2 separate regions of the Mus musculus genome follow, and region 1 is linked to region 2. A link is a loop called in an ENCODE intact Hi-C map of the cell type or tissue named here. Cell type or tissue: left cerebral cortex. All regions are shown on one strand. Each heading gives the region's core, and the rest is flanking DNA. Links, peaks and the distances in the headings are about the cores only.

What was found. Peaks named below come from ENCODE experiments on the same cell type or tissue, not always from the same donor. Only the 100,000 strongest peaks of a DNase experiment are listed, where the experiment ranks them.
Region 1: it touches region 2 in a loop (2.3-fold over the local background); 1 of 42 quality-filtered maps calls a loop at or near these places.

The regions. Positions count from the first base shown.
Region 1 is chr3:86,867,857-86,873,237 of GRCm38, forward strand. All of the region lies in intron 2 of Dclk2 (doublecortin-like kinase 2), which reads right to left. Among named protein-coding and RNA genes, the nearest start is that of Gm46810, 40 kb to the left of the region's middle. In left cerebral cortex, for the core only: a CTCF peak has its summit at 3,331; DNase peaks (open chromatin) are centred at 1,071, 2,715 and 3,265; H3K27ac peaks cover 1,717 bases.
Region 2 is chr3:86,805,453-86,810,833 of GRCm38, forward strand. Dclk2 (doublecortin-like kinase 2) reads right to left here. Exons shown (of 16, transcript NM_027539.5): 9 at 670-789; 10 at 132-278. Among named protein-coding and RNA genes, the nearest start is that of Gm46810, 23 kb to the right of the region's middle. In left cerebral cortex, for the core only: a CTCF peak has its summit at 2,817 (motif pointing left); DNase peaks (open chromatin) are centred at 1,564, 2,853 and 3,957.

The DNA of each region.
Region 1 (5,381 bases), core at 226-5,225, 63 kb after region 2:
AAGGGAGGGATATTCAGTTTGAAGGGAGGATATTCAATTGAGACTTCGTGGAGAAGAACTTCCTTTTCCTTTTGGGATGTCAGCTGTGGAGGAAGGTCAGCTGGCTGCCTTTTCTGCCTCTCTGAGCTAGCAGGTATTCACACCAGCATCTGGCTCTTAAGTCTTTATTAGTAAAAATCTAATGATTGAGATTTTGTTTAAAACCAACATCTTTCAATAAACTGAGTCCAACATTTTTGTCCTCGATGTTCTTTATTTGGTAAGAGCTTCAGGTACTTACCAACCTCCGTGTTCAGTGCTCCCTTTAGAGGCAGCACTGGCCTTGGTTTTCTTATGTTCACCTCTCCCCTTAAACACACCATCGTAAGTATCCAAACACCTTCTCCCTGGAATCCCTTCCCCTCCATCTGGCCCAGAATGATCTGGGACCCACACCAAAGGAGCACTGAGTTTCCAATTATGGTTTGATTTTGAAATTACACTATGTTGCCTGTGTCCGCTTGGAAATGACTTGGAGAGATGAATTGGAACCTGAAACTATGGTGCAGTAGCTCAGATGCTATCAGAGGCCAACAGTGGAAAGAACAACCAAGGAAACACGCTGAGAAGGCTAGCGGGCAGATTTTCTAATAAAGCTGATATAGCCGGACTAAGCCGTGGTCAACAGATGCCTCTGATCTCCACTCACAACAGCCTAGACCATTTTCTGGGTGTTGTGTTTTGTTTTGTTTTTTAACAAAACTGTCCTTAACAGAGACTTCACAGGTGCGTCAGAGTTTGCCAAGGGGAGGATGACGCAGAGCAGGTGTGAAGGCTGGCAGGTTGTACACTGCTCCAACCTAGTGAGCAGGGTTATGGGATTAGATCAGGTTCTCTGGTGGTTTCTCTTTGCCTTAAGTGTGGCACAGGAGGCCTCTTACCATCTAATTATGGCCTCTCAAAAGTGACTCATCTCCTAATACCAACTCTGCCTCCCCATCCTCCACACAGACACACAGAGCACACACAGCACTGGGGGCTTCTAAATGACTGCCAAGTATTCCAGGAACATCCACATACTGCAAAGCCTCTGCTTGGACCTCCTCCAGTTCTCTGTCCTCCTTCTCCAACTGTATAGTCTTCCTTATCAAGGCTCTGCTTAAAGGGTTCCAACCTGTGAACACAGGGACGGTCCCTTCAATAAAATGAGTCACGCCTTTGTCCCTGTAGCACTTAGCTGCCTAAAGCAATCCCCAAACTCATCACTCCGTCTTCTCCCAGACACAGAGATCATATCAACCTTAGGTTTGTTCTATTTAAAGCTCAATTTCAAATATTCAGACAGAAGCAAAGTAAGAGTCTTAGTAAAAGAGGAAGGCTTTCATTTCTACTCTTGGAGAAGAAGTATTTTTAGTGGTACCTTAACTGTTGATTGTGTTGGTTCACCAGTCTCACCATTCAGTGTCTGCTTTGGCAAGAATTCATTGTGCAAGATCAGTTACTGGGCCTTTGTTCCCTCTGTTCTGCACATCACTTTTTAAAAAGAAATATTTTACAAGTATGTTTTTTTTTCATCCTTCTTTACTTCTTAATTAAAAGTTATGATCTCAAAGGTTCATAGAACCCAAATTTTGTGGCTGCTGTTCTCACTATTTTCTTTGCGTCCCCCCCTTAATTCGTGTATATGTGTGTGTGTGTTTGTGTGTGTGTGTGTGTGTGTGTGTGTGTACTTGCTGGCTTTTTATTTTGCTTTGTTTTCACTACAGTTGTTGATTTAACAGGCTCTAGCTATGTATTCTTGGCTTTCCACAAATATGTGCATACAAAATGTGCCTTCATCTCAGAGATCCCCCACCTCAGTCTCCTGTGCACAGGTAAAGGTGTGTGCCGCCACACCTGGCTTTCCTCTTATTCTTGCAAAGTCAACAAACCTTGGCTTTCATCTGAATACTTTTCTATAGTTCAGTGAACAATTTGGTGTATATGTCCAAACTGCAGCAAAATGTGTGAAATGAGGGAGCTGTTTTACAAAGCCTTAGTTTATGCAGAGTGGCTCATCATCTGTCCATTTTTAACAAGGGCCCTAGTGGGCACACGGGATGCTGAGGCGGGAAGAGCCTTCAGCTCTTAAGTTCAATACTAATCTAGCAACAGCAGAGAGACAGAAACTACAGGAAAACCCAACCAGAACTCTTCAAGTCTTACCTAGAGACATACTTTACATTATAACCTTGCTGGGGAACTAAATAAAGCTAACTAACTCCTAGATTTCTAAAGGAATTCATCCAACAGTCCTTATGTAGAAAGGAATGCCAGGACCACAGGGAAGGCAGTGGCCTCCAAAGCAGCAAACAGGTCTACACTTTGGGTCACCCAAACGTGAAGCATGAAGCTCTTAAAATAACTTTACCCAGATGCCTCCTCAGGCCTGGGAATCATTCTGTTGAGTTCTTTCTGTGAGTTGCCTTTTTCAGAAAGAAGGTTGTAAAATTGAGGTACACAATGCTTTCCCTCCTCCTACATAGTTTGGGAGTTTTGTGAGACCCATAGGGATAAACAACTCCTTTGGGAAGCTTTTTTCATGTTATAGAAAGGTCTGCTGAAAACAAAACAAAACAAAAGAACAAGATAAAAACTAGGGAGGCCTGATACCAGATGTCTCTGGGAGAGCCGATGGTAAGCAAGGTAGTGGGTGCCAGGCTCTAGAGAGTCAACTCTTCCCTGGAAGCCTGGGAGGCTGCTGGAGCCAGGAAGGCTGTACACCCACAGTTCTGCTGCTGGGAACGGGAGGAGGGGCAGCTTGGTCGCTCAGCTGTCCTTTACTTCAGCTGCAGAAAGTTCCCAAATGGGACTCCACAGGACATAAAGAAATTCTAAGCTCATTACTGGCCAGTAGTTCACCAGACAACAAAGGCCAAGATGGAGGCAACTGACTATTAGTCTGTTAACTATAATTTCCCTGCACTTTGGAGATACTTTAAGTAAGAGATGGAAGGAATAGCCCTGAACAATGTGTCCCAAAGTGCTACTGCCCAGCAAGAGAGCATTAAGCCCTGCATAAATAGAAGCATCAGGCTCCAGGGGAATGGCCCACAAAATTTACTTCAGTGTTTCTGAAATGACAAATGCTGCATTGATCAGATACAAGCATAGTGCTGAATTAAAAACGGTACAAGTGTAATTGCTCACTTAACAGATGTCCCATGAGGCTAGATCAGATGAAAAGGGCAACTGTCTTTATTTCACAGAAAAAAAAAAACCCGATTCTGAATGACTAAACACAACACACTGACGTCATCCCAGGTTAGGCTTCAAACGCTTTCAGTGCAGCACATCCTCTTAATCAAAACAGGAAGGTGCCCCCTGCCTTGCATCCATGGTATTGGAAGGTACTATACACAGTATTAGAGAAGCAATAGCATCAGCAATACTACCCAACTACAACAGTGACCTCCCTACAAGGTAACCGATTATGATATCGGTGCCAATATCATGTGAGTAACCAGCCATTTCTTACAAAGTGGATTCAAGGCCCACTCCATGAGATGGAACCCATTCCTAACATTGCTAACGAGACCAGGAGTCTGAGACTAGACATGGCCTGGGCCCTAGGGGAAACCCACCACTACTGTTCTGCTAAAGGAACTCAGCAGTAAAATGGTTCTTAATGGCATCGTGCTATCCCCACAGACAGTGCCTTGCCCAGTCCTCCTCAGAAACGCGTCTCCTTGCAGTAAATGGCGACTAACATACAGAGCCACAGCCGGACAATATGCAGAGCATGTCAGATTCTGGAGCACTCTGCCTTAAACCAGATGTTTTTATGCTCCAGGGACAGGCCCTATACTCAGGAGTAGTTGGGCCAATACAAAATGGACTCCATGGTTTTGTGTCTGCTCTTCTTGTTTTTGTTTTGTTTGGCTCTCCCAGAGACATCTGGTGTCAGGCCTCCCTAGTTTTTATCGTGTTCTTTTGTTATGTTTTGGTTTTTTGTTTGGTTTTGGGGTTTTGTTTTGTCTTTTGGGGTTTTTATTGTTTGATTGGATTTATTTATTTATTTATAGAAAGCACATGAAGTTGGGTGTATAGGGAAGTAGAGAGAAGTTGAAGATAAAAATATGATTAAAATACATTGTATAGGAACACCCTCATAGAAGCAGTTGGAGGGAGGATGTGATAGGGTGTTTCTGGGAGGGAGGGAAACCGGGAAAGAGGACATTTCAAATGTAAATAAAGAAAATATCCAATAAAAAATACGTTGTATAAAAATTATTTTGATGCCAATGAATTCAAAAAAATTAAACGTTCAACTGCTGCATACAAAGGAAGGAAGGGATCTATGACTTTTCTGCAATAGGGAGGTCATGCAGAACACCTATCAGATATTCTCAGGGCTGGGAAGATGGCCCCATAGGCACAGTACTACAAGATTCCCAGAACCCACATAACGCTGAGGAGGATGTTTCTGTAATCCAAGCACATGGATGGTAAAATGAGAGGCAGAACACAAGGATAACTCACAGGTCAGACAGCCTGGCAAACTCAACTGTGAACAAGACACACACACACACACACCTCAAGAGGAAAGCAAAAACAAACCCTGAGGTTGACCTCTGACTTCCACTCGCACACTTCAGTAAGTGTGTGCGCCTTCTCATCACAAGCACATGTGCCCACACACACTCATTCTCCCTCTCTCTATATATTTTTTTCTTCATCTTCTGTCTTTCATTCCCAAGCACACTTTGCTAACCTTCTCATTTGCTAACACTGGATAGGGAAAGATCCCCTTCTGTTTCTGAGAAGTCAGTATATGTAAGATTTGTGAACAAAATTAGTGTGGGTTTTGTCAAAATGTCTTTGTCAAATGGGCTCTGGGTAATAATCAGCAGGCTGGGCTAGGGAGCCGTGCAAGCCTGGCCACTGAAGCCAACAACCAGGACTGACATAAATGTAGACAGAAAGAAAGGACTGCATTAGTGTGTCCTCTGACTATGGCATCCCAAACACACACACACACACACACACACACACAGAGAGAGAGAGAGAGAGAGAGAGAGAGAGAGAGAGAGAGAGAGAGAGAGGGGAATGCTTCCCCCCCACACACACAGGGTTTCCTGGCCTCGAACTCAGAAATCTACCTGCCTCTGCCTCCCAAGTGCTGGGATTAAAGGCTTGTACCACCACCGCCTGGCTAGAGAATGCTTTTAACATAGAAGATATATTCAAAATTGTGAAGTTTTATTTGATCTGTAATAGTGTGTAATGTGAGTCCTTCTGTCTTAGGCGAGGATGTTAAGACAATTCATTACCACTTTGAGAGTCTCTGAGTCACCTCATTTCCATCTCTAGCCAGCCTCTGAGAGCTGGTATAGAATTGGTTTATTGAATACAATTCAAAG
Region 2 (5,381 bases), core at 114-5,113:
GCTTTTCTCAAGTCCCTTTCGTGTGCTCTCTGTTTACCACTGTGGTATTGGTTTGTACCCTGTTATTCTGTGCTGTGATGTCTCCATAGCACTGCAATCATTTAAAAGAACAGCAGAGATTGCTAACACACCAGCAGATTCTCAGGCTTGATGTCCCTGTGGACGATGCTGAGGCTGTGCAGGTACCGGAGGGCATTGGCTAGGTTGTACACCATGGCGCTTCCATCTCTCTCAGTGTACTTGGTTGAAGAGGTAATCGCATCAAAGAGATCTCCACCCTACAGGATAAGGAAAGAGATGCATCGAAATGTCTACAGTTCGGTCCTCTGAAATAAGAAGGGTGTCACATCAGTTTGCAGAAGATAAAGAAACTGATGTGTTTGAGTAGCAAAGGTTAAGAGGCTGTAGGATCCTTTTCTGGCAAGGTTCCTCAGAATTGTTGCATGCTCTGAGATTTGACACCAGTGAGCCCACCCATCCTTACTTTGACCTTGGACACCAGTGAGCCCGCCCATCCTTACTTTGACCTTGGACACCAGTGAGCCCACCCATCCTTACTTTGACCTTGGACACCAGTGAGCCCGCCCATCCTTACTTTGACCTTAGACACCATTGAGCCCGCCCATCCTTACTTTGACCTTGGACACCAGTGAGCCCGCCCATCCTTACTTTGACCAGTTCCATCACTAGAAAGAGGTCAGTTGCTGTTTCCATCTCTTCAACCAACATGATGATGTTGGGGTGCTTCACTCGGCGCAGGATTGACACTTCGTTCTCAATCAGATGCTCCTGTCAAATAAAGGGTGGAGAGAGGGACATAAAAACCACAGAACCTTCTGCTCTGCCATCAAAGCCTGGAGGACGGTACACCATAGCCTTCATTTCTGATGCCAAGGGAGACATGTCTCTCAGCACAGGAAGGACAACCACACTTGCCTACTTAGCCCCCGGGATGGGACAGGCCACTAGTGTATATCTCTTTGCCAAGCCCCTACAGAAACTGGCTTCTGAGCATGCTCAGAAGGGCTCATTGTAACTGTACTGATTCCACTCTAGGCAATGACAGTAAAGATGGTGTCCACAGGGCTGGAGAGATGGCTAAGCAGTTAAGAGCACTGACTGCTCTTCCAGAGGTCCTGAGTTCGATTCTCAGCAACCACATGGTGGCTCACAACCATCTGTGATGAGATCTGATGCCCTTTTCTGGTGTGTCTAAAGACAGCTACAGTGTATTCATATACAATAAATAAATCTTAAAAAAAAAAGACAGGTGTCCACACAGCACTGTGCCTTCTGTAAGGCAGGAAGACCAGAGCCACTTTCTAATTTCAATATTTCATGAAAAAACAGCGACTAGGAACATAAGAAAATATGGCACTAGAACTCTAAGACTAAACGTTTGACTGTTACCAATATAAATTTTAATTTTATGTTAACATGCATGAAAAATAAGCTTTCTTCTTTTATGAGTGGGTATGAAGTCATTTTCCAGATGGGAGTTCCTTACACTTCGTATTTCAGAAATCTGGAAGGCACCGAACCACACAGCTCGTTTTAATGGCAACGGCCTCTCCACTGAACACACTACCTCAGTGTTGCCCGTGCTGAGTGATGTGGGTGAGGACTGCTCAGACGTAAAATGCTCATGTACAGAATTAAGAAATTATCCACAAGTTATACGCAGTGAGCCTTCTGTTCCAAAGGCTGCACGTGTGCATCCTCACTAACTTCAATGGCAAATCCATTTGGCTTTAGAAAGTACAGGATAAAATCTGTAGCTGACCCCTTCAACGTTCTAAATGCTGAAATAAGATGCTTTTATATAGATGTGTCATTTATCACCTAAAGATGTGTATATATTGCACATCTATGGTGTGTATGTGGTGTGTGTGTGTGTATATGTGTGTGTGGTATATGTATGTGGTGTGTATGGTGTGTGTGTGTAGTATATATGTGTGTATGCAGTGTGTGTGTGTTGTGCATGGTATGTATGTGTGATGTTTGTATGTGTGTATGTATGGTGTATATGCGTGGTGTGTGTGTGCATTTGTGTGTGTGTGTGTGTTTGTATGTGTGTGGTGCTTAATCTGCCCTTGGCCTTTACCACCATGACTGTCAGAGCAAAATGTGGCATTCTGACATGGCACTTGATCCCTAGTTTCAGACACTATTTCTAGTTTTCCTATATTTTGGGTGCGTACACATAGTATTTATGTTTTTACACTAATTCAAAAACCTCCTGACAATATCTTGAAGAGTAAGTTATGACAAATGAACAATAGCACACAGAATAAAATCTACTGTAAGCTGTTGCACATGGTGGGTCGAAATTCTTGAGCACAGAACGTTCTATGGCTATCCCAGTTGTCATGGGATAAGCGTTGGCAAAGGACAAGAAACGCTAAGTCAGAAAACCTACTAGAAAATGACCCCTGACTGCTGCCACAGAGTAAGGCTTTGTGTATGCTCTGACTCCTGGCTTCACTTCAGTCCTTGGAGATGGGAGTGTAAGCCCAGTATTCCCGCCTCTAAGCCCACATCTCTCATACTGGACATCACTGTGAAAGGGGAACGGCTGAGAAACTCAAGCTGGAATTTTTTTTAAATGGCAGCTGTAAACATGACATTATTATTGGGATGAAAAGACAGGACGAACAAACCGACAGGAAGAGCCGCAGAAGCTTTATGTAAGGGGGCTCTGTTCTCCTTTCAGGAAAGAGGACTTGGGCTTCTTGAATGCTGTAGACTCAACACTTCCAAGTCTCTCAAAGCCTAACAAGCCTGGGAAGTCAGGGACAGCGCCCCCTGCTGAGCATAGCACAAAGCAGCAGCCAGCACACTGGGACCCAGTCCAGGGAAGCGGCTGTACAGCCAGCCATGGTGGCCACACAGAGAAGACACAGTAAACCCTCCACACACATTCACGCCATGTGAGTCAGATGTAAAAGCAGCGATGAGAATTTGTCTCACTCGACAAGAGCAGTCACCACCACTAGAGTAAAACAGGCTTATTTTAAAACTAACTAGATTATGGTTTCCAGCCTCAATGCCATATTCTGCCTGCCCATTTTCTGCAGTGTTAAGAGTCTATAAAGTTATTTTCAGGTAAGTTTTGGATGCTAATGAATAAGTGTGACGCAGTCGGTGTCAGCAGCATAACAAAAGCTCTTTGTATGGAGTTAAAATATGCTGTCTACGCTATCCAGAGACCCTTCCCCAAATTATTATTATTTTCAACAAAAGGCACTCAAAACATCTGTGGACCCACTGTGGGACCCCTCTTGGCAGGGTTAGAAAGCTACCAGCGGTGTCAAGTTCAAACATCAAGCAAATACGGGGACAACAGCCTCCACATAAGCTACATGTGAATGTACTGGCCCGCTCCTGAAAACAGTCCCATCTAAGCAGAGAGGAAATGTTCCTGTTGGGACCCAGAAGCTGCTCCTAGGTTTTTCCACACACTCTCTCTATGCCTGACTATAAGAAATGATCCTTTTAAAACAATGGCTCCCAACCTGTAGGGCACAACCCCCTTGGGGGTTGCCTGAGATCATTGAAAACACAGGTATTTATATTATAATTCATAACAGTAGAAATTACAATATCAAGTAGCAATAAAAATAATTGTATGGATGGGGGTCACCACAACACAAGGAACTGTGTTAGAGTCGCAGCACTAGGAAGGTTGAGAGCCACTGTTTTCAAACTAGTTACATGAAAAGCCAAACAGCAGCACTAATATAAAGGCTACACAATTGCTTTCCAGAAGTCCTGCGCAGCCTACAGCCGCTTTTACTCTACTGTGTACAAATACTCCGCCGAATGTATTTATCAAACTCTCTCTGTGTAGAGTGTGAGCAGCATCTGAACCCAGCGGAAGTGACTCCACCTTCCCGTGAAGAAAACCTCCCTGCTCCATCAAGGCTGAGCTGGTTGACTCTCTCCTCGGCTGGCCGCCACCATCTGTTCTCTCACACGTAGAAAAATCATAGCTCTCCTCCTACTGTAGTCTGTTGGTGGGCTGCTCTGCCTCACTTTCCAGCAAAGAGCAACACACACACACACACACACACACACACACACACACACACACACACCACACACACACACACCACACACACACACACATGCATGCATGCATGCACATGCACATTCACGTGCACACACGAACATGCACACACTCCCTACCAATGGCTTCCCTGCTGGTAGCTAGACTGCTGAGGATGAGACAGCAAGCAAGACAGTGTGTTCAAGTCACTTTGTGTGATTTCTGACATAGTTACCCAAACGCATCAGGTCCTGATCCCCAGACTTTGTAAATATTACCTTATTAGGAAAAGGAGATAGAGCAATACAGGGACAGCCAGCCTTCTATTAACAGACTAGCCCAAATGAATCACAGCAGCCTTCTAGAGAGGCAAGGGAATTCACAGGGATGTAAGAGCAGCAATGAAAGCCCAGAAGAGAAACCGGGAAGCTGGAGAGAGACTGCAGTGATGTGGCTGTAGCCTAAGGCTGCCAATCACCAGGAAGTGTGCTCAGAGCCAGAAGCCCCAGACAAAGTGTAGATTTCCATGTCCAAAGCCAGACCTGTGAGAGGATAATTTTTGTTGATTTAAGCTGTGTGGTAATTTACTCCAACAGGTCAAAGCTACTACAATATACTTTCAGGTTTGTGTCCTGTGTGGGCCCATAACAAGCACATAATGAATACAAACTTGGAAGGTGAAAAGGACAGCTGGGGGTTTCTTTACTGTGGAGAGTCAGTCAATATTCATTTGGAATGAGGGATCTAAGGACAGAACAGGAAGAATCCTAACCCAATACCACAGCCTCCTCAGCAACCTCTGTTAACGTGGCCGTAAGGCAGAGCTAAGTCTGGGCCTTTGCTCACTCTGTCTGGCCACCTGGCAGGGTTTTTTCCTACCAAAATCCTGCCACGGTTCAAGGACCAGCTCAAATGTTTCTTCTGTATATGAGTGTGTGTGTGTGAGTGTGTGTGTCTGTGTGTGTGTGTGTGTCTGTGTGTGTGTGTGTGTGTGTGTGTCTGTGTGTGTCTGTGTGTGTGTGTCTGTGTGTGATGGAGGGGTCAGAGAACAACCTCAGGAATCACCATCTTCACCCTGTTGGAGAACAAAGGCCCTTAGCTGTTTTCTGCCGTGTATGCCAGGCTAGACGACCATGACCATCCACAGATTCTCCTGGCGGCTCCCATCTTCCTTTAAGAATACTGGGATTACAGATGCAGAAGCAATGCAACCTGCTTTTACACAGGCTCTGGGCATTTGAACTTAGGGTCCCAGGCAGCATGGGAAGCACTTTTCCCCACTGAGCCATATGTCCCATCCTCCTCAAACGTTTCTGCTCCATGGAATCCTCAC